2 separate regions of the Homo sapiens genome follow, and region 1 is linked to region 2. Evidence: chromatin loops called from intact Hi-C (ENCODE). Cell type or tissue: mammary epithelial cell. All regions are shown on one strand. Links, peaks and the distances in the headings refer to the core of each region. The heading gives the core; the rest is flanking DNA.

What was found. Peaks named below come from ENCODE experiments on the same cell type or tissue, not always from the same donor. Only the 100,000 strongest peaks of a DNase experiment are listed, where the experiment ranks them.
Region 1: it touches region 2 in a loop (7-fold over the local background); 2 of 110 quality-filtered maps call a loop at or near these places.

What each region holds. Positions count from the first base shown.
Region 1 is chr9:109,341,092-109,349,421 of GRCh38, reverse strand. No RefSeq gene overlaps it. Among named protein-coding and RNA genes, the nearest start is that of EPB41L4B, 24 kb to the right of the region's middle. In mammary epithelial cell, for the core only: a CTCF peak has its summit at 3,428 (motif pointing right); a DNase peak (open chromatin) is centred at 3,611; H3K27ac peaks cover 727 bases; H3K27me3 peaks cover 374 bases.
Region 2 is chr9:109,241,314-109,249,643 of GRCh38, reverse strand. EPB41L4B (erythrocyte membrane protein band 4.1 like 4B) reads left to right here. Exons shown (of 26, transcript NM_019114.5): 14 at 1,855-1,888; 15 at 5,962-6,026. Among named protein-coding and RNA genes, the nearest start is that of EPB41L4B, 76 kb to the left of the region's middle. In mammary epithelial cell, for the core only: a CTCF peak has its summit at 4,926 (motif pointing left); no DNase peak of the experiment used is centred there.

The DNA.
Region 1 (8,330 bases), core at 302-8,301, 100 kb before region 2:
TGGTCTTGAAGCTCTGAAAGCAACACAAGTCAGAATCCTCCTTGGGGACAGAAGAGCATCTGTCTTTTCAAAAATTTAGACATTCCTGTTAAACAATTTCTTGGGAATTAACAAGGAGGAAATTGAGCAGGGAAATTCTTAAAATCCCACAATTAGGCTCGAAAAGTCAATGCGAGTTCAGGGTGGGGAAACATTTTGTGAGAGCTTATGTGAATGTCTGAATTGACTGAAAACTCAGGAATAATACAGATAAATTACTTTGCTATCATCAGTGAGAGGAGTCTACTGCATGCCAGGTACAGAACTATATATATATTATCCTTTCTTGCTCCTTTTAATAAAGTGGTAAAGTATGTAATTCTGTTCCCACTTGGCAGGTAAAGGAAATGGGTTCAGGTGGGGCATGGTGGCCGACACCTGTAATCCCAGAGCTTTGGCAGGTGGAGGCAGGAGGATCGCTTGAGGCCAGGAGTTTGAGACCAGCCTGGGCAACATAGAAAGACCCCATCTCTATAAAAAATTTTTTTCTAATTAGGAAAAAAAAAAAAAAAGAAAATGGATTCAGAGTAGTTGTGAAACTTGCTAAAGATTACACAACTAGGAAATGGTTGCTATAAGATTCAAACTCAGGTGTCTTGGACTCCAGAGCCCATGCTCTAGGCTTTTAAATCTGGCCAATGCTGTGGCCAATGCAATTCTTTTATTTGAAAGTCTCAGAAACCCAGGAACTGGTTTAGACAATGGGACTTTATTGGTTCGCAGAATCCAAGAAGGACTGAATGACAATCCACTGGAAAGGCCATGCTATCCTGAGCTTTTGGAGCAACTGCCACCAGATGCCTGAATGCTGCAGCAGTCCCTCTTCACCCATTTCTCTGCTCCTCTCATCCACACCTTGCTCAGCTCCTACCAGGAAAGAGGGTTTGATTTGCTTCCTTCCAGTTTCAGAACTCCCCAGGCAGACATTTAATTGCACAGCTTTGGTCAGATGCCTCTTCTATAGAAATCCATCTGGCTGGGATCATGGGTCATCTAAAAACAAGTCCTCTCCCTGTTTTGTTTTGTTTTGTTTTGTTTTTGAGACAGGGTCTCGTTCCGTCACCCAGGCTGGAGTGCAGTAGCACCAACACAGCTCTCAGCAGCCTCGACCTACTGGGCTCAAGCAATCCTCCTTCCTCAGCCTCCTAAGTAGCTGGGACCACAGGTGCATGCCAACATTCCCAGCTAATTAAAAAAAAAATTGTACAGACAGGGTCTCACCGTGTTGCCCAGGCTGGTCTCCAATTCCTGGGCTCAAGCAACCCTCCCGCCTTAGCCTCCCAAAGTGCTGGGATTTCAGGCATGAACGACCTTGTACGGCCTGGAACAGGATCAGTGTTTAAAAAACCAAAATGATCAAAGGAACTAGAAACACTTAGCTTGAAGGAGAGGATACTCAGGAGGACATTCCTGTTATCTTCAAACATTTGAAGGACCAGCGTGAGGAAGACAGAGGATGTGCTCTGGGTCACTATGGGACCAGTAGTAAGAAGTTTCCAAGAGACAGATTTCAGGTTCACATTCAACATCCACTGAGTGCTTCCCATGTGTGGGATATTATATCGAGTTCCTTCACATATATAATCTCTCTTGATCCTCACAACAAATCTGTCATAAATTTCATTACACCTATTTCACACGTGAGAAAAGAGACCAAGACAAATAAATTGCCCAAGTGGCATGGATTTGATCCAGGTGTTCTATCTCTGCACTTTTCCCATTACATCATTCTGCTTCTTCACATACAGCTCTCTAATAATCATTTCGGTTCAAAGAGAGTTGGTATTTTTCAGGAGCAAAGGGCTGCCCATGTCTAAGGTTGCCCCTGCGAAAGTCCAGTGGTCATCTTCCCAGGACTTGATCAAGGTATGTTGCAAAATGAAAGCCATGGTTGGTCTAGAAAACTACCCTAAAGTCCATTCTGACTTTCACTTAATAAATTCTTCAAGCTTTTACAAATTCTTTTTAAAACTCTGTTGGGTTGAGCATAGTGGCATACACCTATAATCCCAGCTATTTGGGAGGCTGGGGCAGGAGGATCACTTGAGCCCAGGAATTCAAGTCCAGCCTGGGCAACATAGCGAGACCCTGTTTCTAAAGACAAAACAACATCAAAAATATCTCTGCTTGATATCTTTCATATGAACACCTCCTAGCCCTAAATCACTCTCTACCCTTTTGTACTCTGCTCTGAGCCTCATGATATGGGTCTGTATGGATTGCATCATGATCTTCCTGCCTGCTGGCTTCAGCTGATTCTGTCTAGCAGGGATCCCCAGGAGATCAGAGGAGGGAGGCAAGTGACAGACACTATGAGGTCACCTTTGGTTGGGTCTTCCCCCAACCGAAAGTCATTGCTCCTCTTACTGTGGCCAGCTGTGTGTCTCTTTCTCCTTCTAGGTTCTGTGAACTCCTTCCTTGCCTCTTCTCTTTCTCCTAGCAATGGTAACAGCTCTGTAGCTCTATACGAAAGACCCTGCAGCATCCCTTGTGATTTCCCCACACTCCCACACTTTTGAAATTAATCCCCTTATCAACGAACCATCCTCAAACCGTTTTGATGTTAGTGTACCACCTGTTTCCTATTGAGGCCCCGACTGATAGAATAACTTTTTCCAGATTGTAAATTCCTGTATCCTAATTATATTTTTCTACAAACTCAGTGTGGGACTTTCAGATATAGACTCAAGAAGAAAATTTAAATGACCTATAATCCCACCCCTAGAAATAGCTGACAGTTGGGGACATTTCTTTCCAACATTTTTCTGTGCACATATTACATACTTCTTTACATTGTGTATATCTCAATGTACGTACAATTTCATTAACACGATAACGTCATGAACATTTTCCCATGTCATTAAAAAGTCTTCATAAACATCAGTGTTTCAAAGTGGTATGCCATACTGTATCATGATTATTTTTCCACTTCCCTATTTGGGTTACTTATATTTTTTACTATCATAATAAATATCACTGGGCCAGGCGCGGTGGCTCACGCCTGTAATCCCAGCACTTTGGGGGGCTGAGGTGGGCAGATCACGAGGTCAGGAGTTCAAGACCAGCCTGACCAACATGGTGAAACCCCGTCTCTGCTAAAAATACAAAAATTAGCAGGGCGTGGTGGTGCGCGCCTGTAATCCTAGCTGCTCAGGAGGCTGAGACAGGAGAATCGCTTGAACCCAGGAGGCGGAGGTTGCAGTGAGCCGAGACCATGCCACTGCACTCCAGCCTGGGTGACAGAGCGAGACTCCGTCTCAATAAATAAATAAATAAATAAATATCACTGGTATGATGATCTCCATTCATAAGTCTTAGTCCAAACATCTGATTATTTCCTTAGGTCCCTCAAAATGTTGATGCTCAGGTAATGCCCAATATATTGAAAACACTAGAGGGAGCTTGAGAGTTCCCTGAAACAATCGTTTTCTGTGCCCTGGTGAAGAATGAAAATAACCTGCCAGGACTGGCAGAAGTATTAAAGGCATTTGAGGGTTTCCCTTTACCACTGGGAAAGCTATGCCTGATCTCACAATAAAACAATGTGGGCATTCTCTTCCCAGGCCTGGTTCCATCGTGGGTCGGGAGAGAGCTTGGTTTGTTATTTCGGCTGACAACAAGTGTGGTCAGGAATCTTTAGATCTGTGGATGACCAAGAGGGTGACCGCAAAGGCCACATTCAGCTTATAAAGAAAGTCGATCTGAGAGGCTTCTGAAAAAAGGCTCCGCTCCAGCCTCAGGGAGCCACAGTCCTGGGGTGAGTTCAGCAGGCCAGACCTTGCTGCAGAACTCGCTGGGCAAGTTCTAAGCAGCTGCTTGAGAGACTGTGGTGGGTAATTGTCCCTAACCAAGGTTCAGAGTCACCAACAAATGAGTGGGTGGCAACCCACGTGATCGGGGCTGTGCTGAGGAGGACGAGGTGGGGGCAGGGACCTGAGCTCCTGAGCCTTTAGCTCCTCTTCTGTTTCCCCTTCCACACCTTTTGAGAGGGTTCTTACTGTAGAAGACTCTGACACAGGGAGATCCTGCCAGAGCCCGAGCAGCCCATAGTAGCTGGATAAATGCAGCTGAAAAGAGAGGGAAAAACCCCTCAGCAAGTGACCCAAGAACCCTCAAGGATGAAGATGGCACAAGCTGTTCCCCTTGGGATAAGCATTCTGCCTCTTCCCCCTGGATCTATCTTCCCAGGCATTGGCCCCTCCTGGCCCACCACACTTGACTTGCTCATTTATGCAGGAGACAAATTAAGACCCTCTTTCCTTAAAGCCATAATTGCAGGAAGAACTTAGACCGTATGGAGAGTATGCCTATGACCCTGGAAGTCAATGACGTTTCACAGTTAACAAAGTTGGGAAGCTTTGGAAATACTGGGTCTCGGCAGGCTCAAGGTCCATACTTTCAAATACTAAAAGCAACTCAGATAGTTACTGTGAGACCTGCAAGACTTGCCCTTCAAACCCATGCACAATCTTAGTTGTGCAAAAAAAAATTACTTGGGGAATTTTTTAAAGTCCTCACACCCAGAGCAATCACAACAAAATCTCTGGGGTTGGGACCCAGACTTTAGTGTCCCTTAAAACTCTCCAGGTGATTTCAACGTGAGTCCAGATTGAGAACCACTGGTCTTAAAAGGATAATGAAAGAAGGCCAAGACTTTTAATACCTCAATAGGTATATACATTTTATTTATTTATTTATTTTCATTTTTATTTTATTTTTTGAGACAGATTCTTGCTCTGTCGCCCAGGCTGGAGTGCAGTGGCACAATCTTGGCTCACTGCAGCCTATGCCTCCCGGGTTCAAGTGATTCTTGTGCCTTGGCCTGCCGAGTAGCTGGGACCACAGGCATGCACCACCACACCCAGCTAATTTTTGTATTTTTAATAAAGATGGGTTTTTGCCATGTTGGCCGGGTGGGTCTCAAACTCCTGACCTCAAGTGATCCACCCACCTCAGCCTCCCAAAGTGTTGGGATTACAGGCATGAGCCACCGCATCCAGCCTCGATAGGCATATAAATTTAATGGCCATATTTCCAATCTGTACTTAGGTGTTCTCTTTCTTTGAATCTTGCTTTATGATGCATTCTGGCCTTCATTTACAAAGCCAATTAGAGATCTATAAATAAGTTATAATTTTAGTAGTTAAATTTAAGAAGAAAAAAATCTTGTGTCACTTGTACTCTGTGAGTTACCCTTGCCTGAGGAAAGTGTCATTGGTTGGCAAACCCAAGGCCACCTTTTTTCACTGAGCAGGCAGAATGGCTCGGCGGAATGAGAGGAAAAGTCAGAGTTCATCAAAGCGAAATCTTAAAGTTAGCAGGTGGAGAAGTTTGGGACAATGAGATATGCATCTAAGGGGCTGGGCGCGTGGCTCACACCTGTAATCTCAGCACTTTAGGAGGCCAAGGCAGGCTGATTACTTGAGGTCAGGAGTTCGAGGCCAGCCTGGCCAACATGGCAAAACCCCATCTCTACTAAAAATTTACAAAAATTAGCCGGGCGTAGTGGTGGGCACCTGTAATCCCAGGTACTTGGGAGGCTGGGGCACAAGAACCCCTTGAACCTGGGAGGCAGAGGCTGCAGTGAGCCGAGACCAGGCCACTGCACTCCAACCTGGGAAACAGAGTGAGACTTGAGGGGAGAATCGTGGAAGTTTTTTTTTTTCTTTTTTTTTTAAGAGACAGCCTCTCACTATGTTGCCTAGGCTGGTTCTCAAACTCTTAGGCTCAAGCTATCCTCCCATGTCAGCCTCCCAAAGTGCTGGGATTACAGACAAGAATCTTGCATTTTAAGTGCAGGAGTATGGCCTACGGGGGCTAGAGGGTGGCAATCAGTCAGGAGCTTATCTGGGTGTCCAACTGATATTCAGGAGCCCCTTGGACTGGACTTTGGTTTGTGTTGTAGTCAGGAAAGCTAAGATTCATCAAATCCTGAAGACTCAGCCCTCTAATTTCTGCATCCTCTTTTCTTTTCAACCTCAGCCACCCTCCTCTATGGTTTTTCATGGAGTAATACGGAATATAGAAAGAGCAGGGATCTTGGAATGAGACAGATACGAGTTCACAGCCTAGCTCTGTCGCTGACTGGCTATGTGATGGTCATGAGATGTTTGGCATCTGAGCATTCCGTTTCACATCCATGAACTCAGCAAGTGACCTGAGAATGTGCAGTACTGGTGTGTCAACCCTGCATCACCCATGGATTAACATGCCACCAGCTGTTCTCCTTGGATTAAGGACTTTGCCTCTTCTCCCTGGGTTCATTGTCCCAAGGATTGGCCTCTCCCGGCAACGCTGTTTGATTAGCTCATTTGCGCAGGAAATGAAGTCAGTAAAACCTTTAAGCTAAGGCAACAGGGGCCCCTGCTGTCATCAACCCTCATCAACCCATCAACTATAAGGCCCTATTCCAGTGTTCTTTTGCCTATACTCACCCTGCTGGGCAGGGGTTTCATGGGGCCAAAGGGACCTGCCTCTTAGAACAATTGCTTCCCTTTCTTCTTTTCTTTTCAAGATGGAGTTTTGCTCTTGTTGCCCAAGCTGGAGTGCAGTAGTGCTATCTTGGCTCACTGCAACCTCCGCCTCCCGGGTTCAAGCGATTCTTCTGCCTCAGCCTCCTGAGTAGCTGGGATTACAGGTGCCCGCCACCACACTTGGCTAATTTTTTGTATTTTTAGTAGAGATGGGGTTTCACCATGTTGGCCAGGCTGGTCTTGAATTCCTGACCTCAGGTGATCCACCCACCTTGGCCTCCCAAAGTGCTAGGATTATAGGCGTGAGCCACTGCACCTGGCCCAATCGCTCCCATTTCTAGACCACATTACAAGAGCCAGGACCCTGAAATTCCCTGTCCAAATGAGGCTGAGCCCACTTCTGGGTTCTCTGAAGGTTACTCCCCAGATCTTTCCCCTTGAGGTTGGACTACATGGCCCTTCCTAGGCCCCAAAGGAAGTCAAAGGCAGCTGATGGGAAGGGGGTGATCAGAATGGAGGTGGACAGAGCTGGAGCATCCTACTTCCACACAGGTGTGTCCTCGTGGTGGTTCAAGACAGAGTCAGGGTTGAGAAGAGAAGGGGGCAGCTCTCCCTGCCTGGCTACAGTTCAGCACAGAACACTGATGAGCTTAAGAATTCTAAATGTGAACTTGGCCTTCCAGGTCATTAAGAAGACATGTGTCAAGTTAGGAGGTTAGCGCATCTTTTAGTTAATAGCTTATTAGCGTAATTTTTAACTTTGAAAAATTGAGGCATATGGTATGTGGACCTCATCCTGGCCCCACAGATGTTACAGGCAGGCCTGGGGAAAATAATACAAGCATTTAGGTTGTTATGAGAATTAAAAAAATATGTATGAATGCAGAGTATGCAGAGAAGGTGCTCAGTAAGAATTATTCTCCTTTCTTTCTGGCTTGCCAATTCTGTCTTTAAAACTGCAGTTGTAAAAGAGAATTCTTCTCTAGGTAGGGCCATCACCTTCCTCCTTTTTTTCTAGGGTACAGCTTCATGCTGTGTTAACACTGGGGCTGGCTAACATGCCCTCAGGCCTTCCCGCGAAGAGGCTGATTCAAGTTTGACAGCTAAGTCAGGAACATTTAGTTAACCGTGGCCAAAAAATTTAAAAATGGCTCTTATGCCAATCAGGAAGGCCTCGGCCCCTTGTGAAGTACCTCTCCAGTGAGGCAGCCTTAAGGTAGGCGGGGCTTCAGGAACCCCAGGCCTTCTGGCAAGACCCACGGAAAGAGATTTCTGGGTGTGGGAAGCAGGGAGGCTCAGCAGCTGCTTTGGGGGCTCTGAGAGCTGTCTGCAGAAGTGCATTGTCCTGAACCAGGAACTGCGCCTGGAAAACTAGCCATGCTTCTTCAGGGACCAAGGAAGGGGTTGTTGGGGTGGGACTGATCAGGGGATCAAGAACCCAACAGTTAGGAGAAGCCAGACTTCTCTGATAAGTTGAAAGTAGCAGCTGGGTGCAGTGGCTCATACCTATAATCCAAGCACTTCGGGAGGCAGAGGCAGGTGGATCACTTGAGATCAGGAGTTCAAAAAAAGCCTGACCAACATAGTGAAACCCCATCTCTACTAAAAATACAAAATTAGCTGGGCGTGGTGGCACATGCCTGTAATTCCAGCTACTCGGGAGGCTGAGGCAAGAGAATCGCTTGAACCCAGAAGGCGGAGGTTGCAGTGAGCCAAGATCGCGCCACCACACTCCAGCCCAGGCAACGGAGTGAGACTCCATCTCAAAACAAAACAAACAAAAACCTAGCAGAACTGGTTCACTGTGCTAAGTATCTC
Region 2 (8,330 bases), core at 278-8,277:
AGCCCCAATTTCTTTACTTTGCTCTCTAAGGTAGTGATTGTTTTGCTTGTTTCTCCCTAATAAAATTACATTTTCCTCCCAGCATCTAGTGGAGATTATATATTGGGAACCAAAACAAACTAAAAAAAAAAAAAAAATTCTGCCCAAAAAAAAAAGCCCTGATAAATATACCCTTTAGGAACAAATGAGCTAATAACTGCTGTTCGCAGCTGTTCAATTGCTCTTCACAGCCTGTGGGATCCCAGGGTGAGTAGGATTGCTGTGGGAGCCGTGGATGAAATTGTGCTCTGGGCTCCAGAGGTACTACTAGAAAAATAGCACCTTGCGGAACGCTTAACTTACCTGATGAAGTCCAGCCAGAGGTGATCTGGTTCAGAGCCTAGCTCTGTGTACTGGTCCTCCCTGAAAACCAGAACACAGAGCCATTTAGACCCCAAGCAAGACTTATAACAATGATCTGTTTGCCTCTCAGTGTTGGAGAAGCCAGCAATAACACTTGATTTCAAGCACACCTCCTGGCAATAATGATTGCCTGCTCTGTCCATATATATACATATATATATATATATATTTTTTTTTTTTTTTGAGATGGAGTCTCGCTCTGTCGCCCAGGCTAGAGTGCAGTGGCGCAGTCTCGGCTCACTGCCAGCTCTGCCTCCCGGGTTCACGCCGTTCTCCTGCCTCAGCCTCCCGAGTAGCTGGGACTACAGGTGCCCGCCACCACGCCCGGCTAATTTTTTGTATTTTTAGTAGAGACGAGGTTCCACCGTATTAGCCAGGATGGTCTCGATCTCCTGACCTCGTGATCAACCCTCCTCAGCCTCCCAAAGTGCTGGGATTACAGGTGTGAGCTACCACGCCCGGCCTATATATATATATTTAGCATTTAAGATCTCATCAGCCAAGCACAGTGGCTCATGCCTATAATCCCAACACTTTGGGAGGTTGAGGCTGGAGGATTGCTTGAGCCCAGGAGTTCAGGACCAGCCCGGGCAACATGTGAGATCTCATCTCTTAAAACAAACAAAAAGATTCCATCGAAATAGGATCATGATGAGGAGCCCTGAGCCTTTTCTCAGTCCCTCTAAGAGCCAAGTTGGTTTAGCAGAAAGAAGACAGGCTTTAGGATTCTGCAGATGTTGATTCTAGCCCTGGCTCCCACTGACCAGCCAGGCGACCCTGAGCAGGTTTCCCAACTCTCTGTTAGGCAACTGTTCCTTTATCTGTAAAACGAGGTGGTCACATTTGTTGACCTCATAGCCTTGTCGTGTGGATTAAATAATAACAGATGTGAAGTTCCCAGTACAGAGTCTTGTCTGGAGAGAACATTCCAAAGTGGTGGCCAGATTATTGACAGTGGTTTTAATAGCAAGGGGACCCACATGTGGCTCCCACCACAGTACCCAGTGGGAGATGCTCAGGAGGGATCGGTGCCTCCCCCTGCCGTGGGAAGAGGCTCTGCGCATCACTGGAGCTTCTGGTGCCGGTGCTGTGAGGTCTCCCAGCAATGCCAGGGCAGGCCTGAAATGGGAGTAAAATTACTTGGTTTGCCCAACTGAAACAGGACCTCATTTTTGTCACCAAAATATGACATTGAGACTGCATTCTGGAATATTTCCTACTGTTTCTGTTTGTGAGCTCTAAAAGGACAAGTGAAAGTTGCTGTCTGGGGTTTTCCTTGTTATATGTTCATTTTAAACAGCCAATAACCAAAAAAAAGTCATTATGTGGAAGTTCCTATTAGAGTATGTAGCACATAGGAATAGTTCATGATTGTTAAATAAATCATTAATAATGCCACTCTACAACCTATTTTTCTTTTTTTTTCTGTTTTTTGTTTGTTTGTTTGTTTAGCTCTAAAACAAATCCAGAAGTCCATAATTACCAGGTAAGATACTGCTTTTAAAGGTTTTCTTTAAAGAAGGAAAATTTTAAAAATAAAATTTAAAAAAAGGTTTTTGTAAAGTTTCTAAATTTTCCATAATGAGCAGTCATCATATTTGTAATCAGATTTTGAGAAAATAATAACAATATTTGTTTTTTTGAGAAAATGGTAAGAGAAGAGCCCTTTCCTTCTGACCCCTGCCACTTCTTGGCCATCTGAACTGCCTGTTTTTCTTAACCTTGTCAACTGGCAAGCATCAGGGACATATGTTTAAGTTTCTGGGTGGCCACACACAGCCCCTTAGTGGCATTCAAGTGAGGCAGCTTTTGGTCAAAGTGTGTTTTAGGCCTAGGGAACATGAGTCCCTTGAGATGGGCTTCCAGGAAAGGATGTTTTGGTCAAATGTTTGGGAAATGTCACATCTTTCATTCCCCTTCTTGGATTTTACAGTGTCCACTGAGGTATAAAAGTACTGAGAAATCCTGCAAGAAAGACATGTTTTATTTTTTTAAATGTATTGTTTCCCCAAATTATTTGCGAATTGCTCCCCTCTCACGCCCCTGATTAAAAAAAAAAAAAAAAAAACTAGTCTTGAGCTGGCACGGTGGTGTACATCTGTAGTGCCAGCTATTTGGGGGAGCTAAGGCGAGAGGATCACTTGAGCCCAGGAATTCAAGGCTGCAGTGAGCTATTATCATGAATACCACTGCACTTCAGCCCAGACGACACAGTGGGAACTCATCTATTTAAAAAGACAAACACTAGCCTCAGCCCCTTCATATCTTTTTTAAAAAAACGCTAGCCTCAACCCCTACCATTTTTTGGTAGTGGTGAACTCATTAACACGAATAGATACATGGTTTCTAGAACCTGCTTTGTAAAGCACTGTGCTAGGTGATGTGCTAGGCCCATTGCCTGCAGGAAGGAGCACAGGTACGTTTCTATGGCTGGCGTCTTGCTGTTTCTCAGGACGGCCAACCAGGGCCTGTGCCGCCTGCCAGCTCACCCATGCCTGGTAACATGGAAGGTGTGGTTTACAGCTCAGCCTGGATCAAGCACATTCTTCCTAAGCCACTGTGGGTGGCTCTCTCTCTGGCCATTCACAGCCTTGTACCACCTGGTTCCAACTTCTCTATTTATTTCTCACCACTCCCATCACGCTCCATATGTTCAACTCACAGGGAATTGCATAATTGTTGCCCCATAATTTCTTCCCACCATTCTTTGCCCGTGTTTGTCTGCCTGGAATTCCTTTGCTTCCTATCAGTATATTAAAGTATCTCTCAAAGACCAACTCAGAGTTGGCCACAGTGGCTCATGCGTGTAATCCCAGCACGTTGGGAAGCCAAGGCAAGAGGATCACTTGAGCCCAAGAATTCAAGACCGGTCTGGGCAACATAGTGAGACCCCATCTCTATTTTTAAATAATCCTGGGTTCAAGTGATTCTCTTGCCTCAGCCTCCCAAGTATCTGGGGTTATAGGTGTATGCCACCACGCCCGGCTAATTTTTACATTTTTAATAGAGACAAAGTTTCACCATGTTGGCCACGCTGGTCTCAAACTCCTGACCTCAAGTGATCTGCTCGCCTCAGCCTCCCAAAGTGCTGGGTTTACAGGTGTGAGCCACCGTGCCCGGCCAGGGTTCTTGAATCTTGTTATTCACTGATTGTTTTTTGTTAAGGGGTTTTCAGGTGTGAGTAACTGAAAAGTTGTAGAGACAGGTAATTGATAGGTGATCAGTGCTTGAAGGAGAGAAAAATTTTAGAAAAGCAAAGCAGCTGAGCACTGCCTGTGCCCTCTCCGCATAGCCTGTAGTGTGTTCTCACTGTGCGTTTTCTGCTTAGAGTGAACATGAGGCGATTGTTGAAATCAGATCTACTGAAACTCATCTAGGCATTGTTATCGCAACATCATTGGCAACCACGGGTCCTTTGGACCTTGCCAATCTTAGAGGTCTTGTGTTCTATCAAGGGTTGGGAATAAATTGACCGGGAAGAGAACGTCCTGAGAAGTGGCCTGATTGGCATGTGAATACCGTGAAGGGTATTTGAGAGGATGGTGTTGCAGCATTTATCTTATTTCAAGCACTGCAAGGTCAGCCAGCTGCAAAGGATGGATCTCTGTGTTCTCAATGAGGACGCTGTTGGCATTTGGGGAGGGAGAGTTCTTCATTGTTTGGGACTGTCCCTGGAATTGCAGGATGATTAGCTTCCCTTTTCTCTCTTACTATGACAAGCAAACATGCACACAGTCATTTCCCATTGTCCTCCAAGGGATATGAGTGTACCAGTTGAGAACCAGCTGGGTTAACACTAAAATACTCCTTGACAGTTGAGAATGTGAATAAATTGCCAGAGGAGACCAAGGAAGTTTCCAAAATCTTTTTCCAGGTCTGTGGCTAAGGTTCCCACCTCTCTCTCTGATGAATCTGATTTGGTTGTGTTTAAAGCCAGAGGAAAACATAGAGGGTCCAGTTCTAGGTCAGCCTTTCTCTATTGTTGAACAGCCAATGAATGGAACCTCATTCTGGGCCTGTCTATGTGATCAAAACACCTGGAACAGTTAGACTCTGGGCAAATCATCTAAACTCTGTGGGTTTCTGTAGCCCCTAAAGGAGAAATATGCAGAGATTGCAGCAGGGAGATGCTAAAGCCCTGGTCAGCTCCCAGATCCTGCTACTGAGGTATTTTCTCCAGATTCCTTTTCCTGCAGCATGTCCTTCCGGGGGCTGCAGAGTCTGCTTGCTGACAGGCGTCTTTGAAGGAGAAAGGAAAGGCTGCTTGAATACAGAACAGGCAGGGAGGGCATCTCAGGTCCATGAAAATGGAACGAACAGAACTGCTGAGATTCTCTGTGCCAGAGAGCAGGCCACTGCTTACTAAGCAAAGTATCCTGAGAAGGAGGGGAAGAAATAATTAAAAGAGTAACAGTGGCAAGACTGTAGTGACTTAAATGTCAGGAGGGCCTAATTTGCCCCTTAGGAGATTGAGCCTTGAGAAGCCCCTGACTTCTGCTGATGTCTAGGACCACTGCCCTCTGCAGGCCAGAAGTGGAAAGGCAGGCTGCTACCTAGCCGGCTAGGGCTGCACCTCAGTCCGTTTGTGAGTACAGGGTCTGTGTTCTCTTCTTAAAATGGACAACTTCCTTCAAAATTAGCGGGGTGTGGTGGCACGTGCCTGTAATCCCAGCTACCCAGGAGACTGAGGCAGGAGAATCGCTTGAACCCAGGAGGTAGAGGTTGCCAAGATACTGCCATTGCACTCCAGCCTGGGTGACAGAGTGAGACTCTGTAAAAAAAAAAAAAAAAAAAAAAAAAAAAAAAAGACAACCTTCAACCTCCTTCCTTCTCTTCTTTCTCTTTCTTCCTTCCCTTCCCTTCTTTTTCTTTCTTCTCTCTTTCCCTACCTGCCTTCCTTCCCTCCCTCCCCTCATCCCTTCTTCTCAAACTCTCTCCCTCCCTCCTGTTTTATCAGGATGATAAGCGCTCTGGATGGTTTTGTTTGTTTTGGTATTTTGTTTTGGATTGCATTTTAGAAGATTATTTTTATTGCATAAACCAGAGAGAAAGAAAAAACCTTCACCCACGGCCCTGCTGCTTCACTTAGCATCCCTGTCCAGTCCTTGTCTGTGTGCAGATGTAACTGTTCCACATGGTCATTGTCATTTTCAGCAATGACAAAAATTGTTTCTGAAGAGAGAAGTTGCCTCCCACTCTCCCCATCTCTCTGACACCTTCCGCCTCTTCCCTTGGGAAGATGAATACAGCTTGTCTCTGGTACTCCGGACGACCCCCTTCAAGGCCGGTGTTGTCACCTTCTAAGGGCAGCTTCCCAGCCCCTTCACAGGGAGCCGCCTCTGGAGAGGGCAAGAACCGGCACTGGGTGCCAGCCCCCAGCCTTTGTCAGAGGGGGAAACGTGATCGTCCTGGGAAACATCCACCCCCTAGCCAGGGTCTATAGCCTTTCCATTCTTAGTCCCCCAGCCCCTCGGGTGGATGCCAGGAACAGACAAAGCGAATGAGGACCATTGAAATTAAAAGGTCATCAAATAATCAAGTTTGGTGTTTTATTTCTAGCCTCAATATCATCCTAATATCCATCCCAGCCAGCCCCGGTGGCATCCTCACTCTCCAAATGTCAGGTAAGTGCTGGTGCTTCCAGAGCTGCACCTTCGAAAGCTTTCCTTTCTCTAGAAAAGTTCAGATTCTGCTTAGTTAGGAGTAGAAAGTCTGCATCAGAAATAACCCTTAAGGGATGCATTGTCATGGCCGAGATGAATAAATTTTCAAAGCAAAGGTAGCCAGTGATGTGTGTGGATGTATCAAAGGTATGCTTTGTGAAATAAAAAATGAATTGATTTTTTAAAATCATTCTGATCTCATATATTCTTGGTTTTTAGTTTTGTGTTCAAGATGTTACTGAAAATTTCTAAGTAACATTTTTCTGTCCTGAGAATTTGTTTACTTTAAATGTGATGAAAGCTTGGGGATTTTGTTGTCATGGGGTTTTTTTTTTTTTAAGGATTTTTTTTTTTTTTTTTTTTTTTGCGGGGGTGGGCTGGGGGAATGAGTTTGCTTTTTGTGGCAATAGATATTTTTTCCCTAAACTGAGGGGTCAATAAACTTTTTCTGTAAAGGATCAGACAGTCAATATATTCTGCTTTGTGGTCGCTGTCACAACTCCTTAACTCTGCCATTGTACTTTGAAAACAGCCCTAGACAATCCATAAATGAGAGGCTATGGCTGTGCTTCAATGAAACTGATTTAGAAAAACAGTGGGATTGGGCCGAGGGCTGCCATTTACCAACCTTGGCCCCAACCTACCATAATCCTTTCTAAGCCAACTGGCATCTGCTGGACTGTGTTTATAGTTAGGCTTGACAGGTTTTTTGTTTTTTTTTTTTTTTTTTTAAGGCTAGCTTTGTGAAAGCAAATGTTCCTTTTAAGATTTGAATTTTAGATCAGTCTTAATTGGTGTTTATGTGTGAAGCTATTTCAGAAACATAGTTGGCAAGTTCAGTTTGCATAAAGGTGAGGTTGCTAGCCTTTCTCTGAGAAAGTATGGAGAATAAAATGCTGGAAATAAACCCACTTAGAGCAAGGCCAAAAAAAAGTTTGTTGGGGAATTTTGTAACCCCAAAGCGTGATTGTTTATAAACACTTGGTAGTCACTTAACTTTTTAAAGCAGATTAGGTTAGTGGAGTAATAATTCTAAATCTTACTGTATTTCAAAGGTGCTTTATTCTTCAGACGTAAGAAACAGAAGAGATTTCTAGAAACGCTATTTTAATTAACATTGTTTTTACAAAAGTTTGTGCTTATCATTGCCTGTTTTATCATGTTAGTTTCCTTCTGAGGCATGGCCTAGAAGCAGGCCTTCTGAGGAAAGCCGTAAACAGTGCCTCTCTGGGGTGGGCCTGCTGTTGGCAGCTTTAGTGTCATCTGGAAGCTTGTTTAATGCAAATTCTCAGCCCCACCCCAGACCTACTGGATCAGAATCTATGGGGTGGGGCCCAACATTTTGTGTATTTTCAAGCTCTACAAAGATACCCCATGAAAACAGAGTTTGTTAGTCCAACACTTTTGGCAAATGCTGCCTGAGGCATTCATGGTGCATGCTGGCATGCCTCCAAGCAGCCCTGTAGTAATGGAACATTTTCCACCTTCACTTAGCTTTCTCCAGACGGACTTGACCCATGAGACACCCTTTGAGAAATGATGACTTGACCATAGACAGACCCTTGCTCTGCTTGGAAGTTCATAGGTGATCTGCATCTGAATTTTTAAAATTCTTACTAGGAAATCCATTCATTTCCATTCATAGCCATCCCCATTCACATGGCTCATGGTTCCCCCTGCCCCATTTCCTTTGTGCTTGTGTTGTTTCACTTACATTTCTGCATTTTCTTCCATTCTCCCACTAACCATTCGCTCTGCAAACAAAACAGGCCATCCTTTCAGGATGACAGGTCGCATTGGAAAGCATCGGCCAGTGGAGATGACAGCCATTTTGATTATGTCCACGACCAGAACCAGAAGAACTTAGGAGGGATGCAAAGTATGATGTATCGAGATAAACTCATGACTGCACTTTGAGAGACTGAAGCATCTCTCTTCCATTCACCTTCATAGTTTCATTGCATTCCATGAAAAGTGTCTTGGCCTCAGATGGATGGATGTGTTTGGACGAGTGTCTTTAAGGAGTAGTCCTGAAAGGTGTTTTTGGTGTCCATGTAAATATTTGAAGATAAAACCACTATAGCTTGTCATAATTTACTGTTGACTGCATTCTCATTAAAATGAAGGTAAAGGCTCAGGAATCATATTGATGTTCTGATTTTAAAATTGGAGTCAAAGTCTATGTTTATCATTTTACTATGTTCCTGATGTTCTTTGTTATTTAATTAATGGGAGCAAATAAAACCAGAAGAGCTTGGGAAGATT